Regions from separate parts of the Homo sapiens genome. Here region 1 is linked to region 2. Evidence: read pairs that join two places in POLR2A ChIA-PET (ENCODE). Cell type or tissue: Caco-2. All regions are shown on one strand. Links, peaks and the distances in the headings refer to the core of each region. The heading gives the core; the rest is flanking DNA. Region 1 overlaps FMNL1-DT (FMNL1 divergent transcript). Region 2 overlaps MAP3K14 (mitogen-activated protein kinase kinase kinase 14).

Region 1 (11,875 bases), core at 3,089-8,088, 76 kb after region 2:
TTTTACTTATTTTATTTATTTATTTATTTGAGATGGAGTGTCTCAAAAAATTTTTTTTGTATTTTTTTTTTTTGTATTTTTAGTAGAGACGGGATTTCACCGTGTTAGCCAGGATGGTCTCAATCTCCTGACCTCGTGATCCACCCGCCTCGGCCTCCCAAAGTGCTGGGATTACAGGTGTGAGCCACTGCACCTGGCCTATTTATTTATTTATTTTGAGGCAAAGTCTTGCTCCATTGCCCAGGCTGGAGTGCAGTGACAAAATCATGGCTCACTACAGACTCCACCTCCTGGGTTTAGGCAATCCTCCTACCACAGCCTCCTGAGTTGCTGGGACTACAGGCGTGCACCACCATGCGCAGCTAATTTTTTTTTTTTTTAATTATTTGTAGAAACAGATTCTCCCTGTGCTGCCTAGGCTGGTCTCCAACTCCTGGGCCTCAAGTGATCCTCCCACCTCAGCCTCCAAAGTGCTAGGATTACAGACATGAGCCACCACACTTAGCCTCCAAATCTTAATCTTAGATTAAGTGTCTTAATCTTCGAAACGGTCTGCCAAGGAGACATTTGGTCACTTCTCTCACTCTGGCTGTGTCTGACTGACCTGAGAGGCTACAAACCACAGCTGTCACCTTTACTGGTCTGTCAGTCTGTCTGAAACAGCTCTGACAACCCAGCCAGAAGAGGAAAATGTAGTCATTTCTTTCAAGGCCCTAAGTCTTACAAAAAGTAGGGCAGATGGGGACCGGCTGCAGTGGCTCCTGCCTGTAATCCTACTGCTTTGGGAGCCCAAGGCGGAGAATCACTTGAGACCAGGAGTTCAAGATGAGCCTGGGCAACATAGTGAGACCCTGTCTCTATAGAAACTAAAAAATTAGCAAGGCATGGTGGTGTGTGCCTGTTGTCCCAGCTACTCAAGAGGCTGAGGTGGGAATATCGCTTGAGCCTAGGAGCTCAAGGCTGCAGTCAGCCGTGATCAAACCACTGCACTCCAGCCTGGGTGACAGAGTGAGAAATTGTCTCAAAAAATAAACAGGCTAGGTGTGGTGACTCATGCCTGTAATCCCAGCATTTTGGGAGGCTGAGGCAGGTGGATCATTTGAGGTCAGTAGTTCAAGACCAGCCTGGCCAAAATAGTGAAACCCCACCTCTACTAAAAATAAAAAATTAGCCAGAAGTGGTGGCAGGTGCCTATAATCCCAGCTACTCGGGAGGTTGAGGCAGGTGAATCACTGGAACCAGGGAGGTGGAGGTTGCAGTGAGCCAAGATCATGCCACTGTGCTCCAGCCTGGGCGACAGAGCGAGACTCCATCTTAAAAAAGCAAACAAACAAACTAGGGCAGGTGAGGTCCCATCCAATCTGCAGCCAAATAGACTGGGACTCACAGCTGCCCAGAGCTGCTGAGCTAAGAGGAGAGAGTGGACTAAGGGGGCCACCTAGAAAACCTAGGTCCATTCTTGGGGCTAGGGGAGCACAACCTGGCATCTGGTACACAGTAGGTGTTTAATGAATGCTAACAGAAGGAACAATTATCGAAGACCCGCTGAACACCAGGCACTGGGCCTGTGAAAGGGTCTTGTTAGTTTCATCCTTGTGGCAATACATTTAGGTTGGTGTTACTAGTCCCATTATTTCATTAAGATGCGGAGACTGGGGCGCTGAGAGGCTTAGTGACATATCCAAGGTCAAGAAAATGGCAGAGTCCTACCTAGAGCAATCAGACAAGAGAAAGAAATAAAGGACATCCAGGCCAGGCGCAGTGGCTCACACCTGTAATCCCAGCATTTTGGGAGGCCGAGGCGGGCGGATCACAAGGTCAGAAGATCAAGACCATCCTGGTGAACACGGTGAAACCCCATCTCTACTAAAAATACTATATATATATATATATATATATATATATATATATATATAAGCCGGGCGTGGTGGCAGGCGCCTGTAGTCCCAGCTACTCGGGAGGCTGAAGCAGGAGAATGGCATGAACCCAGCCGGGGGGTAGCTTGCAGTGAGCCGAGATTGCGCCACTGCACTCCAGCCTGGGAGACAGCAAGACCCCATCTCAAAAAAAAAAAAAAAGAAATAAAAGGCATCCATATTGGTAAAGAGGAAGTCAAACCGTCGCTGTTCACCAATCATATGGTCATATACCTAGAAAAACTCTAAAGATTCATCCATAAAGCTCCCAGATTTTATAAACAAATTTAGTAAAGTTTCAGGATACAAAATCAATCTGCACAAATCAGTAGCACTGCTGTATATCAACAATGACCAAACTGAGAATCAAGAATCTAACCTTTTTTACAATAGCTGCAAAAAATAATAATAAAATACTTAGGAGTATACCTAACCAAGGAGGTGAAAGACCTCCATAAGGAAAACTACAAAACACTGCTGAAATAAATCATAGACACAAACAAATGGAAACATATCCCATGCTCATGGATGGTTAGAATCAATATTGTGAAAATGACCATACTGCCAAAAGAAATTCAAAACTCTAAGGCAATTCCCATCAAAATACCATCATCATTCTTCACAGAACTAGAAAAGACAATCCTAAAATTCATGTGGGGCTGGCTATGGTAGCTAACACCTGTAATCCCAGCACTTTGGGAGGCAGAGGTGGGCAGATCACAAGGTCAAGAGATTGAGACCATCCTGGCCAACACAGTGAAACCCTGTCTCTACTAAAAATGCAAAAATTAGCCAGGCATGGTGGCGCGTGCCTGTAGTCCCAGCTACTCAGGAGTCTGAGGTAGGAGAATCACTTGAACCTGGGAGGCGGAGGTTGCAGTGAGCCGAGATTGTGCCACTGCACACCAGCCTGGCGACAGAAAAAAAAAAATCCATCTGAAAAAAAAAATGCACATGGAACCAAAAAAGAGCCTGCATAGCCAAAGCAATGCTAATCAAAAAGAACCAATCTGGAGGCATCACATTACCTAACTTCAGACTATATTATAAGGCCATAGTCACCAAAACAGCATGGTACTTGTATAAAAACAGGCACATAGACCAATGGAACAGAATAGAAAACCAAGAAATAAATCCAAATACTTACAGCCAACTGATCTTTAACAACTCAAACAAAAACATAAAGTGGGGAAAAGACACCTTATTCAACAAATGGTGGCTGGGATAATTGGCAAGCCACATGTAGAAGAATGAAACTGGATTCTTATCTCTCACCTTACATAAAAATCAGCTCAAGATGGATCAAACACTTAAATCTAAGACTTGAAACCATAAAAATTCTAGAAGATAACATTTGAAAAACCCTTCTAAACACTGGCTTCAGCAAAGACATCATGACCAAGAGCCCAAAGGCAAATGCAACAAAAACAAAGATAAATAGACGGGACTTAATTAAACTAAAAAGCTTCTGCACAGCAAAAGAAATAATCAGCAGAGTAAATAGACAACCCACAGAGTGGCAGAAAATCTTCACAAACTATGCATCTGACAAAGGACTAATATCCCAAATCTGCAAGGAACTCAAACAAATCAGCAAGAAAAAAAACAAACAAACAATCCCATCAAAAAGTGGGCTAAGGACATGAATAGATAGACAATTCTCAAAAGAGTATATACAAATGGCCGACAAACATATGAAAAAATGTTCAGCATCACTAGTTATCAGGGAAATGCAAATCAAAACCACAGTGCGATACCACCTTACTCCTGCAAGAATGGCCATAATTTAAAAATCAAAAAATAATAGATGTAGGCATGGATGTAGTAAAAAGAGAACACTTTTATGATGCTGGTGGGAATGTAAACTAGTATAACCACTATGGAAAGCAGTATGGAGATTCCTTTTTTTTTTTTTTTTTTTTGAGATGGAGTCTTGAACTGTCACCCAGGCTGGAGTGCAGTGGCGCAATCTCAGCTCACTGCAAGCTCCGCCTCCCAGGTTCATGCCATTCTCCTGCCTCAGCCTCCCAAGTAACTGGGACTACAGGCGCCTGCCACCATGCCTGGCTAATTTTTTGTATTTTTAGTAGAGATGGGGTTTCACCGTGTTAGCCAGGATGGTCTCGATCTCCTGAGCTCGTGATCTGCCCACCTGGGCCTCCCAAAGTGCTGGGATTATAGGCATGAGCCACCGCACCGGGCCAGGAGATTCCTTAAAGAACTAAAAGTAGATCTACCATTTGATCCAGCAATCCCACTACTGGGTATCTACCCAGAGGGAAAGAAGTCATTATATGAAAAAGAGACTTGCACACTCATGTTTATAGCAGCACAATTCACAATTGCACAATTGCAAAAATATGGAACTAGCCCAAATGCCCATCAATCAATGAGTGGGTAAAGAAAATGTCATATATACAGGCTCATGCCTGTAATCCCAGCACTTTCGGAGGCCAAGGCGGGCGGATCACCTGAGGTCAGGAGTTCGAGGTCAGCCTGACCAACATGGAGAAACCCCATCTCTACTAAAAATACAAAATTAGCTGGGCGTGGTGGCACATGCCTGTAATCCCAGCTACTCGGGAGGTTGAGGCAGGAGAATCACTTGAACCCGGGAGGCAGAGGTTGCTGTGAACTGAGATTGTATCATTGCACTCTAGCCTGGGCAACAAGAGCGAAACTCTGTCTCAAAAAAAAAAAAAAAAAGAGAAACAAAATCATGGCCTTTGCAGCAACCTGGATAGAATTGGAGACCATTATTCTAAGTGAAGTAACTCAGGAATGGAAAATCAAACATATGTTCTCACGTATAAGAGAACACAAAGGCATAAGAATGAACAATGGACTTTGGGGACTCTAGGGGAAGATTGGGAGCGGGGGCGAGGGATAAAAGACTACACACTGGGTACAGTGTACAAGCTTGGGTGGTGGATGCACCAAAATCTCAGAAATCACCACTGAAGAACTTATCCATGTAACCAAACACCACCTGCTCCCCAAAAGCCTACTGAAATAATTTATAAAAGGAACGGGCTGGGCGCAGTGGCTCACGCCTGTAATCCCAGCACTTTGGGAGGCCGAGGTGGGTGGATCAACTGAGGTCAGGAGTTTGAGATGAGCCTGGCCAACATGGTGAAACCTCGTCTCTACTAAAAATACAAAAATTAGCTGGGCGTGGTGGCAGGTGCCTGTAATCCCAGCTACTTGGGAGGCTGAGGCAGGGGAATCACTTGAACCCAGGAGGCAGAGGTTGCAGTGAGCCGAGATTGTGCCACTGCACTCCAGCCTGGGTGACACAGTGAGACTCCATCTAAAAAAACAAAAACAAAAACAAAACAAAACAGGCCAGGCACCGTGGCTCACACCTGTAATCCCAGCACTTTGGGAGGCCAAGGCGGGAGGATCACGAGGTCAGGAGATCGAGACCATTCTGGCTAACATGGTGAAACCCTGTCTATACTAAAAATACAAAAACAAAATTAGCCGGGCGTGGTGGCGGGTACCTGTAGTCCCAGCTACTCGGGAGGCTGAGGCGGGAGAATGGCGTGAACCCAGGAGGCGGAGCTTGCAGTGAGCCGAGATTGTGCCACTGCACTCCAGCCTGGGTGACAGAGCGAGAGTCCGTCTCAAAAAATAAAAAAAAAAGAAAAAGAAAAAACAGGAAACAATAACTGGGGGGAAAAAAGAAAAAGAAAATGGCAGAGCCGAGACAATAACCCAGAAATTGGGACCCAGCTTTCTTCACTGTTTCCCCTGTACCAGGGACAGCCAGTTTCCAAAGCTCTCCCTCCCAACAGCCAGCCAACATGTAGGTCCCTGTGATGAAAGCCAAGAGCAAGGCCAAGCCTTAGGCAAGCCCTGAACCTCTTTGCTCATTATTGCATAACTTTTTTTTTTTTTTCGAGACAGAGTCTCATTGTGTCACCCAGGCTGGAATGCAATGACCCAATCTCGGCTCACTGCAACCTCCGCCTCCCAGGTTCAAATGATTCTCCTACCTCAGTCTCCCAAGTAGCTGGAATTACAGGCATGCGCCACCACACCGAGCTAATTTTTGTATTTTTAGTAGAGACTGGGTTTTGCCATGTTGACCAGGCTGGTCTTGAACTCCTGACCTCAAGTAATCCTCCCGCCTCAGCCTCCCAAAGTGCTGGGATTATAGGCATGAGCCACTGCGCCTGGCCATTATTCCATAAATATTGATGGAGGGCCAACTGCATGCCCAGTGCCGAGGGATAGAGAAGAATTAGACCCCAACCTGCCTAAAAAGAGCTCACGGCCTGGGAAAGGAGTATGAGGGGAGGTCTGTTTGCCCTAGGGGCTGCTGAGGAAGAAACACTAAGCCCAGATCCATTCCTGACATAATTCTGCCTGGACATCCACTGAGTCAGGGTCAGAGACTCAGGGCTGCCCTCCTGGGTTGTTGAAGGAGAGGCAAAGTTGAAACCACTAGAAGGTGGGGCTCCTCCAGGGGAAAGACCAATTCCAGGCACCCCATCTGAGGACAAAAGCTGAGAGAACATCTTCACTGGGGTGTGGGGAGTATACAAGAAATACCAGGACCAGGCCGGGTGTGGTGGCTCATGCCTGTAATCCCAGCACTTTGGGAGGCCAAGGCGGCTAGATCAGCTGAGGTCAGGAGTTCTGGAGACCAGCCTGGCCAACATGGTGAAACTCTGTCTCTACTAAAAATACAATAATAAGCTGGGCGTGGTGGTGGGCGCCTGTAATCCCAGCTACCTGGGAGGCTCAGGCAAGAGGATCACTTGAATCCGGGAGGCGGAGGTCACGGTGAGCCGAGATCATGCCACTGCACTCCAGCCTGGGCAATAGAGTGAGACTCAGTCTCAAAAAAAAAAAAAAAAAAGAAAGAAAAGAAAAGAAAAAAAGACCAGGACCTGCAGAATTTTCCTGACAAGCCACCACCTGCAAAGCTGGCTCCACAGTGGATCCACCTCTGTACCTCCCAGAGCAGCCGGCATTCTGTCATTTTTGTTGAAGGAAATGGGCAGAGACTGGGACAGCCAAGCGCGGCCTTCTGTGGTTTTAGGGAGAAGGGCGGGTGAGCCAGTCCGTTGCCCTGAGAAGAGGTCAAGAGGATGAAGACTATGAAAGCGACTGAGTTGGGCAATTAGGGGTCCCTAGTGGCCTTCAAAAAGAATGCTTTCAACAGCAGCTGCTGAAATTTCAAGGGCAAGTTCGGTAGCGGGAGGGGAAGAGGGAGAGAGAGAATGCAGAGCCTAAGCCAGCCATCAGCAGAGTGAAGACACACGCATAATTCATGATGTCCTTCTTAACTTGTTTTGAAAATCTGATTTTTTTGACAGACAACTCAGGGGTTAATCAACCTCAGAGGTTCAGAAGTTCCATGAATCCCTTAAAGTGGAGAGAACTCCACCCAAACAATATAATATTGCTTATATTTGCACCAGGGAGACATAGCCTGAATCTATCCATAAGGAAATACCAGACAAACCTCAAATAAGGTGCATTCGATTAAAAGGAAAAATGTGTGGGGGAGTCCTACTCTGAAAAAATGTCATGAAAGATGAAAAAGATGAGGAATTGCCCCAGATTAAAGAAGCCTAGGCCAGCATGGTGGCTCACACCTGTAATCCCAACACTTTGGGAGGCTGAGATGGGCAGATGGCCTGAAGCCAGAAATTCGAGACCAGCCTGGCCAATATGCCAAAACCCCATCTCTACTAAAAGTACAAAAATTAGCTGGGTGTGGTGGCGTGCACCTGTAATCCCAGCTACTCAGGTGGCTGAGGCAGGAGAATCACTTGAACCCAGTTGAGCCGATATCGCACCACTGCACTCCAGCCTGGGCAATAAGAGCAAAACTCAGTCTCAAAAAATAAAAATAAATAAAAAATAAAGAAGCCTAAATATCTGGGTGTGGTGGCTCATGCCTGAAATCCCAGCAAGCACTTTGGGGGCTGAGGCAGGAGGATTGCTTGAGCCCAGGAGTTCAAGACCAGCCTGAGCAACATAGGGAGACCCCTGTCTCTACAAAAAATAGAAAAATGGCTGGGCGTGGTGGCTCATGCCTGTAATCTCAGTATTTTGGGAGGCCGAGGTGGGCAGATCACGAGGTCAGGAGATCGAGACCATCATGGCCAACACGATGAAACCCCATCTCTACTAAAAATACAAAAATTAGCTGGGCATGGTGGCAAGTGCCTGTAATCCCAGCTACTCCAGAGGTTGAGGCAGGAGAATTGCTTGAACCCAAGAGGCGGAGGTTGCAGTGAGCCAAGATCGCGCCACTGCACTCCAGCCTGGCGACAGAGCAAGAGTCCGTCTCAAAAAAAAAAAAAAGAAGAAGAAGAAGAAAAATGGCCGGACACAGTGGTTCACGCCTGTAATCCCAGCACTTTGGGAGGCCGAGGTGGGTAGATCAGCCTGGGCAACATAGTGAGACCTCATTTCTTTTTTTTCTTTTTCTTTTTTTTTTTTTTTGAGACGGAATCACGCTCTGTCACCCAGGCTGGAGTTCAGTTGCGTGATCTCAGCTCACTGCAAGCTCCACCTCCCGGGTTCATGCTATTCTCCTGCCTCAGCCTTCCGAGTAGCTAGGACTACAGGCGCCTGCCTAATTTTTTGTATTTTTAGTGGAGACGGGGTTTCACTGTGTTAGCCAGGATGGTCTCGATCTTCTGACCTCGTGATCTGCCTGCCTCGGCCTCCCACAGTGCTGGGATTACAGGCGTGAGCCACCGCACCTGGCCGAGACCTCATTTCTAAAAGAAGAAAAGAAATATTAGTCAGGTGTGCTGGCACGCTGTAGTCCCAGCTACTCAGGAGGCTGAGGTGAGAGGATCTGTTGAGCCCAGGAAGTAGAGGCTGCAGTGAGCCAATATCACGCCACTGCACTCCAGGCTGGGTGACACAGTGAGACATTGTCTCAAAAAAAAAGGAGAAGAGGAAGCCAATTAAATGCAATGTGTGATCCTGATCTGGATCTTATACTACAGGGAAAAAATATTCTAAAGGATCCTTATTGATAAAAATTGGAATATAGACAGTAAATTATTGTATTGATGTTAAATTTCACTGAACTGTGGTGATGCGAGAAAATATCCTTGTTCTTAGGTAATACCCACTGAAGTATTTGGGGGCAAAGGGGCATGATGGCTGCCACTTTCAGTTCAGTTAATATACCAAAAAAAAACTATGCTTTTATTGTTTTTTTGTTTTTTGTTTTTTGAGACAAGGCCACGCTCTGTCGCCCAGGCTGGAGTGCAGTGGCGCAATCATGGCTCACTGCAGCCTCAATCTCGCTGGCTCAAGCGACCCTCCCACCTCAGCCTCTTGAGTAGCTGGGACTACAGTTACACATCACCACAGCTGGCTAATTTTGTTTATTTTTTTGCAGAGACGAGGTCTCACTATGTTGCCCAGGCTGGTCTCAAACTTCTGGGCTTAAGTGATTATCCTGCCTTGGCTTCCCAAAGTACCGGGATTACAGGCATGGGCCACTGCTGCTGGCCTAAAACTATGTTGTTTTGTTAATTTTTTATTTTTCATTTTCTTGTCCCCCACGTTCAACCAACTAAAACTACGTTTTTATCTACTGTATATACAAAGAGAGAAAGAAAGCAAATGGGGCAAAATGTTATCAACTGATAAATCTAGGTAAGGGAGGAAGAATCTTTGTATCATTCTTGAAGCTCTTCTGTAAGCTTTAAAGTATTTCCAAATTAAAAAATAATAATAATAATAACTACCCAAACCAGGAACCTCCCTAAAGTGAGTGGCCTTCATCCTACTCTTTTTCCCCCAGCCCTGGCCCTCGGTTAGTGTCCTGGGTGAACAGGGTAGTGTTAGGGGCACAGGTGGAGGCCAGAAGGGCAGAGGCCCTCCGCTTCAGAACATTCCTCGGCTCGCAACATTTCCTGATCTGACCTCTGGGGAGGCCACAGAGCCAGGCCAGGAGCGACTCACCCGCGGGGCTCCCAGGGCGGTGGAGGAGCCCTTCCCCGCAGAGAGGGCCCCAGCCGGCAGGTGCCGCTGTTGAGCCAGCTCTGGCAGAACCTGGCTGAGGCTCAGCCAGGCCCTGGAGCTGGTCAGCCCATGGTTTTCTTCCAGAACCCAGCCCACCAGGGTCTGTGAGCAGCCTCACTCCTCTTTGCCTCCATCTGGCCTCGGGCTCCCAGGCCCTCAACTTCCCCGCATTCCCGTCGCCATCACGGAAGCCCCAAGGCAACTCCTTGGGATAATGCCAAGTGGAGGAGGGGAGGAGTGCAGGAAGAGGCTTCAATCCTTGGCCCTAAAATCTAAGCTGCAAATTAATCCTACCCCTCTCCTCCACCCCATCTCCCTCTCCTCCTCCTCCTCCTCCTCTCCTCCACCTCCTACTCTCCTCCACCCCATCTCCCTCTCCTCCCCCTCCTCCTCCTCCTCTACAGGCTTTCAAAACAAACACACACCTCCCCAGCCCATCCCCCTGCCTGGGCCTTTTTCTGGGGGTTGTGGGTCCTAGACTTCAGTTCCTTCTGCTGGATCCAGAGCTCAGGGTAGAGCTGGAGAAGGGGTAACAGGGTGCTGGGGAGCAGCGCAGACAATGCCCTGTGACATTATTTCTTCCTTGTCTAGAAAGGAGTTGCTCTCACAGCCCCTTAGTCATAGGGGCTGGGCAGGGGGAGTCATTCCCTGCCTGGGCTAGTGGAGCTGGCCCTTTACCCTAGGCTTTCCCCTGACCTACTCAAACTCAGGACGAAAGAGGCCTAGAGAGGTCATTTTGTCCATCCCCTGGCTCCAGGAAAGACCATAACTGTGCATAGGTCTCCCGATCCTACATGCGTTCACTAATTCCTTCAACAGCCCTTCACTGAGCACCCGCTATGTGCGAGTACCAGGAGCTTTACCTAATGCTTAAAGCACCTTAAATCCTCACTAGGACCATCAGAGATGGGTACTATCACTCTAAATTTGTCCAAAGATTCAGTTCAATCCAGGCCTTCTCTGTGACTCCTTCCAGCCCGTGCAGTGGAATTCATCTCATTCGGCTTTGGGGCCCCCAGTGCACCTCGAATAATATCCCAGTTACTGTATTTGTGTCATCGGCTTCCAGTAATTTGTCTTCGTGGGACCCCCTCCACCACTACCAGATGGCACAGACCACAGCAATAGGGACAGTAAAGCCTGGAGGTTCTGCACTAGCCCTCACTATGTGGCCTTGAAGTTCCCTAACTTTAAGTTCAGTTTCCCATCTGTAAAACAGGGTTAACAGCAATACCTTCCTCATGGAGTTGATATGTAGGTAAAAAAAGAAGATGATATAAAGGCCTGACTTGGTGGCTCATGCCTGTAATCCCAGCCATTTGGGAGGTCAAGGCTGGCAGATTGCTTGAGGTCAGGAGTTCGAGACCAGCCTGGTCAACATCGTGAAACCCAATCTACTAGAAACACAAAAATTAGCCAGGCATGGTGGCATGCACCTGTAATCCCAGCTCTTGGGAGGCTGAGGCATGACAAACACTTGAACCCAGGAGGCGGAGGTTGCAGTGAGCCGAGATCATACCACTGCACTCCAGCTTGGGCAACAGAGCAAGACTCTGTCTCCAAAAAAAAAAAAAAAATGCATGTAAAATGCTTAGCACAATAAATTTAACTTAAAACAGGGAAGTTGGGCTGGGAGAGGTGGCTCACCCCTGTAATCCCAGCACTTTGGGAGGCTGAGGAGGGCAGATCACCTGAGGTCAGGAGTTCCAGACCAGCCTGACCAACATGGAGAAACCCCGTCTCTACAAAAAATACAAAATTAGCCAGGCGTGGTGGCGCATGCCTGTAATCCCAGCTACTGGGGAGGCTGAGGCAAGAGAATCCCTTGAACCTGGAAGGCAGAGGTTGTGGTGAGCCAAGATCATGCCATTGCGCTCCAGCCTGGGCAACAAGAGCGAAATTCCATCTCAAAACAAAACAAAACAAAACAAAACAAGGAAGTCCATCTC
Region 2 (8,259 bases), core at 1-5,000:
GCGTGGTGGCGCATGCCTGTAATCTCAGCTACTCAGGAGGCTGAAGCAGGAGAATCGCTTGAACCCAGGAGGCGGAGGTTGCGGTGAGCCAAGATCATGCCACTGCAGTCCAGCCTGGGCGACAGAGCAAGACTCTGTCTCAAAAAAAAAAAAAAAAAAAAAAGTGTTTCTGTGTTGCATGTATGGGCAATCACACATTTTTAAAGAATAATTCATATCATTTCCCAGATCCTCATAGGGGTCTGTAGCCCAAAAAGGGTTAAGAATCACTCCTTTTAGAACATCTGGCTCAAGTGTGGAGTTCTGGGAGCTTTGCTTTGGCTCTGCTGCTGATCTGGGATAATGTGGCCCTGGCCAAGTCAACCCAGCTGTCACCAAACACCTGCTCTGTGCCAGACAATGTGCAGGGGCTGGGGACAGAGATGTGAAATCCACAGGCCTGACCTGAAGGAACCCGAGTTGTAATGGGGGATAGACATTTATATTGGGGTAAAGGTGAGCAGCCTTCAGTCCTGGACACGTGTTTAGAAGGAAAATAGCACAAGGATCAGAGGAAAATACCTCGATAGAGGTGAGAAAATAAGGCGGGACCCTCTAATATTCATTGGACATCTGTGCACAGTACTGTGGTAGCCCCTTTCACATAGTTTACATTCCTGGAATCTTCAAAAGAATTTATAGAATTGCTCTTACGCCTTTTTTTATTGATGGAATAAAACAGATAAGAATACCAAAGAAGAGGCTGGGTGCGGTGGCTCACGTCTGTAATCCCAGCACTTTGGGAGGCCGAGGTGGGCAGATCATGAGGTCAGGAGAGCGAGACCATCCTGGCTAACACAGTGAAACCCCGTATCTACTAAAAATACCAAAAAATTAGCCAGGCATGATGGCGCCACCAGCTACTCGGGAGGCCGAGGCAGGAGAATCGCTTGAACCTGGGAGGCAGAGGTTGCAGTGAGCCAAGATCATGCCACTGCACTCCAGCCTGGGCGACAGAATGAGACTCCGTCTCAAAAAAAAAAAGAATACCAAAGAAGGCTGGGTGTGGTGGCTCACGCCTGTAATCCCAGCACTTTGAGAGGCCGAGGCGGGTGAATCACCTGAGGTCGGGAGTTCGAGACCAGCCTGACCAACATGGAGAAACCCCATCTCTATTAAAAATACAAAAAGCCGGGCGTGGTGGCGCATGCCTGTAATCTCAGCTACTCAGGAGGCTGAAGCAGGAGAATCGCTTGAACCCAGGAGGCGGAGGTTGCGGTGAGCCGAGATCACGCCATTGCACTCCAGCCCGGGCAACAAGAGCGAAACTCCGTTTCAAAAAAAAGAATACCAAAGAAAACAAGAGGGAAGTTCAAGGAGGAAAAAGTGATCCCCAGTGTTCAGTGTGCAGGCAATTGAGGGGAAGGAAGTGGCTTCTGTATCAGGCAGTAGGCTCATTGCTGACAGTGCTTCCACCTGGGGATGCTCAGTCCTAAGTGTATTTTAAAACATTAGCATGGATGCCAGGCACAGTGGCTCACACTTGTAATCTCAACATGTTGGAGGCCGAGGTGGGAGAATCACTTGAGCCTAGGAGTTCAAGACTAGCCTGGGCAATATGGCGAAACCCCATCTCTACAAAAATTAGCTGGGCATGGCACCTATAGTCTCAGCTACTTGGGAGGCTGAGATGGGAGGATCGCTTGAGCCCGGGAAGGTCGAGGCTGCAGTGAGCTGTGATTGTGCCACTGCACTCCAGCCTGGCCAACCAAGGGAGACCTTGTCTCAAAAAAAAAAAAAAAAAGTTCAGCATGGAAAGGCCTTCAGGAGGCAGAGTAGCTGGCAGCTCTGGAGTCAGGCTTGCCCGAGTAAAAGCGCTGCTGTGATCTCTTATACCCAGTGACCTTGGGCAAATTACTTGCCCAGGCTTCAGCTTCTTCATCTATAAAATGGGGATAATGATCCCACCAGCTTACAGGCTATTGTAAGATCTGAATAACTAATGCTTAGAAAGGGCTTTACCGGTGCCTGGGAAATGATAAGTGGGCATTAGATCTTAGTTCTCATGAATATCCTCATCGCAGTCCAGCCCCCTCATTTTACGGATGAGGAACACGGAAGTTCAGAGAGGAGGGGTGGCCAGACGGGCAGCCAGCTTGGCCTGGAAGGCTGGGCTGCTTTCTCCTCTGGCACCGACTTCTAAAGCACCTTGTATTTTGAAGTATCTCCTCCCACCTCTTTGGTCTGGGTGGTTGGAAATATTTTTAGCATGGACGGGACACTCTAAGAGGACTTACAGATTTCTGCAAAGTTAAAGCCAAGTTTCCCCAACTCTTTTGGATCACAGCCCTGTTAATATCTCAGTCATTGTTTCAGGGCAACCCAGGCCAAAACAAATACCCAACAGTTCTGTTTATGAAGCAGTGAGGTCGAATAATAAGTCTTTATCCTAACAACTTAGTAGCCATTTGAAAAGCGTGACATAAGTTGAAAGAAAAAGGGTCCTTCCATTTCCAAACCGCCAGATTATTAACGGGATGTATGCCTTGTTGCACATCTCAACCCTTGAAATCAGATAGGACACCACCACCTTCATATCCCACATTTTCTCCTTGAAGTACTTTTAATCACAGTGACCTGCAAAAACATAGCTTCATAGAGATACATTATCAAAGGGAATGTCACGTGCGTGATCGTACTTTGAAGCTGAACTGTCTCGAGCGAGTAGTTCACGCGGTGTCCTGCAGATACTGCGGTGGCCGTTTCCCTCAAATGTCAGATATCCATTTGGCGCCCTTCTGAGTTATCTGCAGTGCCCCGGGGTGCCTCAGCTCAGTTTGGGGGTGGTTAGGCTGAAGACATTTGCTAACAAGTCCTGTTGTTGAATTAGTTCCAACTCAGGTTCAGAGGCTTTTTAGAGCTGGAAACACTGGCAGAGTCAAAGTTCATGGGAGGTGATTAACCAAACCAGATATTAGGGAACCAGAAGGGCGACATTTTCCACTGATAGGCAAAAGTCCAAAAACCCCACAGTGTCAGGGCTGTTTGCCAAGTCAGCAAGTCTGTGAAGATCGCTTCCAAGCTGGTTCTGTTACTGCCAGCGCCCCCTGGCGATGCTACTCAAGGCTTACTTGAGAACCATCAGCAGCTAGGAAGGAGGACAAGTCTACTAAGCGGGGAGGGGGGAGGAATAGCATTAGGAGATATACCTAATGCTAAATGACAAGTTAATGGGTGCAGCACACCAACATGGCACATGTATACATATGTAACAAACCTGCACATTGTGCACATGTACCCTAAAACTTAAAGTATAATAATAAATAAAATTAAAAAAAAGAAGAAGAAGCCTAAGAGGCCGTGCGCAGTGGCTCACGCCTGTAATCCCAGCACTTTGGGAGGCTGAGGTGGGCGGATCATGAGGCCAGGAGTTCAAGACCAGCCTGGCCAACGTGGTGAAACTCTGTCTCTACTAAAAATACAAAAATTAGCTGGATGTGGTGGCACGTGCCTGTAATCCCAGCTACTCAGGAGGCTGAGGCACAAGAATCGCTTGAACCCAGGAGGCGGAGGTTGCAGTGAGCTGAGATATCACACCACTGCACTCCAGCCTGGTGACAGAGCGAGACTCTGTCTCAAAAAAAAAAAAAAAAAAAAAAAGAAGTCTAAGAGGCCGGGCACAGTGGCTCACGCCTGTAATCCCAGCACTTTGGGAGGCCAAGGTAGGCGGATCACCTGAGGTCAGGAGTTTAAGACCAGCCTGACCAACATGGTGAAACCCTGCCTCTACTAAAAATATGAAAAATTAGCTGTGCATAGTGGCAGGTGCCTGTAATCCCAGCTACTGGGGAGGCTGAGGCAGGAGAATTGCTTGAACCCAGGAGGCGGAGGTTGTAATTAGCTGAGATTGCGCCACTGCACTCCAGCCTGGGCGACACAGCGAGACTCTGTCTCAAAAAAAAAAAAGGTCTAAGTCAGTCTAAGTATCAGCTTCTCTGATGTGAGCTGGAGGAATTGGGGAGCTAGCACTTCCTGAGTGCCCACTGGTTGCCAGGCCTGGTGTCAGTTACCATCCTTCCAAATCCTTGCTCTACCCAGGAGCAGATACCACCGTCCCTGCTGTTTGCATGTGGAAATATGTGGATGGGAAGTCTGCTGCCTTGTTTTAAAAGGCGGAGCCAGGATCTAAGCCCAAGATGTTTATATCCAAGGCCTATTTCCTCCCACCAAGTTGCTGGTCCCTGCAGAAAGGAGTGGATGATCCCGGACCTGCCATTTGGCAGTGGGAGTGGCCTTGGCCACTCCCCAGAAGCCTCCTCAGAAGCCTCCTTAAGTTCCCAGATGCTGGGAGACAGCTGCAAACAGAATAAACACTGCTCTGTCTATGTGGATGTTTTAGTCCTCCGGGAAAGAAAAGTGTTGAGGCCGGGCATGGTGGCTCACGCCTGTAATCCTAGCACTTTGGGAGGCCAACGCAGGCAAATCACAAGGTTAGGAGTTTGAGACCAGCCTGGCCAGCATGGTGAAACCCCGTCTCTACTAAAAAATACAAAAATTATCTGGGCCTGGTGGCGCACACTTGTAGTCCCAGCTACTCGGGAGGCTGAGGCAGGAGAATTGCTTGAACCCGGGAGGCAGAGGTTGCAATGAATAGAGATCACGTCACTGTACTCCAGCCTGGGCGACAGAGCAAGACCTCTGTCTCAAAAAAAAAAAAAAAAAAGAAAAGAAAAGAAAAAAAAATGCACCCGATGGAGTCCAAATCTTGGTTCTTGACAGTCAGATAAGTCAAAAACCCAGCTTCTGAGAGTAGACATGGATGTTGATAAGCAAAAGGTCCCACATCCTAGAAATTGCCCAGAAATTTAGCTGGAGGAAAAAATGTTCTGCGTTTGGCAGATTTGAGGGCGGACAGCGTGCCAGCAGCCAGGATGACGAATGTAGGGGGTTTTTTGTTTTTTTGTTTGTTTTTTTGTGGGTTTTTTTTTGTTTTTTTTTTTTGAGATGGAGTCTCACTCTGTCGCCAGACTGGAGCGCAGTGGTGCGACCTCGGCTTATTGCGACCTTGGCTCATTGCAACCTCCGACTCCCAGGTTCAAGTGATTCTCCTGCCTCAGCCTCCCAAGTAGCTGGGATTACAGCCACGTGCCACCACACCCAGCTAATTTTTGTATTTTTAGTAGAGACAGGGTTTCGCCATGTTGGCCAAGATGGTCTTGATCTCCCGACCTCGATCTCCTTGATCCACCCGCCTCAGCCTCCCAAAGTGCTGAGATTACAGCCATGAGCCACCGCGCCCGGCTGGAATGTAGTGTTTTGTTTTGTTTTTTTAATTTTTTTTTTTTGAGACGGAGTCTCACTTTGTTGCCCAGGCTGGAGTGCACTGGCGCAATCTCAGCTCACTGCAAGCTCCGCCTCCTGGGTTCACGCCATTCTCCTGCCTCAGCCTCCCGAGTAGCTGGGACTACAGGCACCCGCCGCCACGCCCAGCTAATTTTTTTGTATTTTTTAGTAGAGACGGGGTTTCACTGTGTTAGCCAGGATGGTCTCGATCTCCTGACCTCGTGATCCACCCGCCTCGGCCTCCCAAAGTGCTGGGATTATAGGCATGAGCCACTGCGCCCGGTGCGGATGTAGTTTTTATGTGGCTGTTTTTGCACACAGGCAGCACTCCAGAACTTTAATTAAGTACAAGAAGTTGCTCCTGATACCAAGGGCACGGGATACACAATTTAGCCTCTGAGGGTCCAGCAGGCCCCCCAGGCCCCTGCATCACCACTGGAAACAGCAGCAGCCTCTGTGTGTGGAGCACTAGGGTGCTGACAGGATGCCAGGGACCCAGCTCTGGTCCCCTCACCCTGTCTTAACAGCTGCCTCTGGGCCCTTGCAGGTGCGGCTGGAAGTATTTCGGGCAGAGGAGCTGATGGCATGTGCAGGATTGACCTCACCCAGAATTGTCCCTTTGTATGGAGCTGTGAGAGAAGGGCCTTGGGTCAACATCTTCATGGAGCTGCTGGAAGGTAAGGAGCCAGGTCCCACTCTTTCTCCAAATTCAGGGCCAAGAGTTCCCCCCTGAGTCTTGCCCAAGTTGGCCTTGGTCACTGATCTATCCATTGTTAACCTCTTGACCCTGTGACCCTGCTTTCCACTGCCTGCCCTGTGCTCTTGCCCTTGGCTGGCATGGAGGCTCGGGCAAGTCCCATGTATAGCCTGGCCTTTGGTCTCCTAGGTGGCTCCCTGGGCCAGCTGGTCAAGGAGCAGGGCTGTCTCCCAGAGGACCGGGCCCTGTACTACCTGGGCCAGGCCCTGGAGGGTCTGGAATACCTCCACTCACGAAGGATTCTGCATGGGGACGTCAAAGGTAAGGCCCAGGCCCCACGGCCCTGATCCCCAGCAGGCTCTTCTCTCACACCATCCTGTCTGATCTCCTCTCAGTTCTGGGCTAGCCTGGTCATCCCCAGTAGCAGGCCCTGAGTCAGGCTGACAGGACTGTGCCTGTAGGAAGGGGAATGATGTTCTCCAACCCCTTAGCCAAGCACTGTAGTTTCTGGTAGACGGTGGCCACAGAGAACCGAAGGTCAAGCTCCCACCCACTGGTGACCCCTGGTATGGGGTCGGCGCAGGCGAGCAGAGTGGCAGCGTTCCCGAGTAAACCCTGCTCCTGTCCCTTTGCCCTCAGAGATCCTGCCTACCTCTAGCCTGAATTGATACCCTCCTCCCTTCCTCCACGATTAATGAAACTAATCAGAAGCAGCAGCTGCCACGTAGGGTCAGCCAGAAAATTACATCACTGGAGGGCAGGCCAAACCGAGCCAGGGTGGGCTGGGACCCGGCATGACTCACCTGTTCCTCTTCCTCCCCGGGGCGGCCTGGCAGCTGACAACGTGCTCCTGTCCAGCGATGGGAGCCACGCAGCCCTCTGTGACTTTGGCCATGCTGTGTGTCTTCAACCTGATGGCCTGGGAAAGTCCTTGCTCACAGGTAAGGCCCCCCACCAACTGCCGTGCCCCCCAATGCATTCATTCGCCAAATGCCTTCCATGCTTTCCAGAATGGGAATTGAGGTGTGAACACTTAGGTCCACCTGTGTGTTTAAGCCCCGCAACCAGCCTGGATGATTATCAGGGGTTTCTTTGTTACGCGTAAATGTGATAATAGATGTCAGGTGCTCATTGTCGATGCTCCTGTACACAGGGAAGAGAAGGGAAAGGCTGGTTGACTCTCCGTAGGTCCCAGGCCTTCTGCCTTGGAGTCCCCGTGGCTCCTACCTCTTGTCTGGCCTTTGCAGGGGAGTGCACTGCCAGCCTGTGACCCCAGCTCTCCTGCGCCTCTGAGCACGGTTGGCTGGAAGCACAGTGGGCAGGCTGACCAAGGGGCCTGGGCTCTAAAGTCAGTGAAATATCTTTCTTTAACTCCTCTGATTATTGAAATAATCCATGCCCACTGTGAAGTATAGAGTTAAGCATATAAAAGAGGCAGAGAACAGAATTCTCACCATGTCTCTTACCCAGAGAGAGAATCACAAATTTTTTTGTTGTTTTCATTGAGACAGAGTCTCACTCTGTCACCCAGGCTGGAGTGCAGTGGCACAATCTCAGCTCACTGCAACCTCCTCCTCCCGGGTTCAAGTAATTCTCCTGCCTCAGCCTCCTGAGTAGCTGGGATTACAGGCGCCTTCCACCATGCCCAGCTAATTTTTGTATTTTTAGTAGGGACGGGGTTTTGCCATATTGGCCAGGCCAGTCTCAAACTCCAGACCTTAGGTGATCCGCCCCACTCAGCCTCCCAAAGTGCTGGAATTACAGGCATGAGCCTCCGTGCCCGGCCGAATCATGAATATTTTAAATAACTCCTTCCAGGCTGTTGTTTTCCCTGTGCCTAGTTAGGGCCATTATAACACAATTTTGTGCCCTGCGTTTTTCATGTATAGCCTTAAGGATAAAATGATTTCATTTTGACCAACGGAAAAAGAATCTTTGGAAGTATATGATTGTGTGTTGTTAAAGGACTATGTTGGCAATTCTGAAGATGTAAATTGAATGTGGACACTTGACCTCCACCCGTGTTGTTTTAAGCCCTTTTAAAATAACTGTAGTGGGCTTTTTCTTGTTACAAAAAAAAATGTATCTTTTCTGATTCTTTTTAACTTTTATTTTTTAGAGACAGAGTCTTGCTCTGTCACCCAGGCTGGAGTGCAGTAGCTCACTCATAGCTCACTGCAGCCTCAAGCTCCTTGGTTCAAGCGATCCTCCCACCTCAGCCTCCTGAGTAGCTGGGACCA

The links. ChIA-PET counts read pairs that join two places held together with the same protein. Peaks named below come from ENCODE experiments on the same cell type or tissue, not always from the same donor. Only the 100,000 strongest peaks of a DNase experiment are listed, where the experiment ranks them.
Region 1: POLR2A ChIA-PET joins it to region 2 with 6 read pairs; 12 of 35 experiments call an interaction of 5 or more read pairs at or near these places.

The regions. Positions count from the first base shown.
Region 1 is chr17:45,196,025-45,207,899 of GRCh38, reverse strand. The region is part of intron 2 of FMNL1-DT (FMNL1 divergent transcript); the gene reads left to right. Among named protein-coding and RNA genes, the nearest start is that of FMNL1-DT, 20 kb to the left of the region's middle. RefSeq lists silencers at 4,004-4,265, 5,153-5,337. In Caco-2, for the core only: no CTCF peak of the experiment used is centred there; a DNase peak (open chromatin) is centred at 5,807.
Region 2 is chr17:45,272,204-45,280,462 of GRCh38, reverse strand. It overlaps MAP3K14 (mitogen-activated protein kinase kinase kinase 14), which reads left to right. Exons shown (of 16, transcript NM_003954.5): 7 at 5,870-5,999; 8 at 6,209-6,340; 9 at 6,856-6,960. Among named protein-coding and RNA genes, the nearest start is that of SPATA32, 14 kb to the right of the region's middle. RefSeq lists an enhancer at 6,496-7,470. In Caco-2, for the core only: a CTCF peak has its summit at 3,081 (motif pointing left); a DNase peak (open chromatin) is centred at 3,062.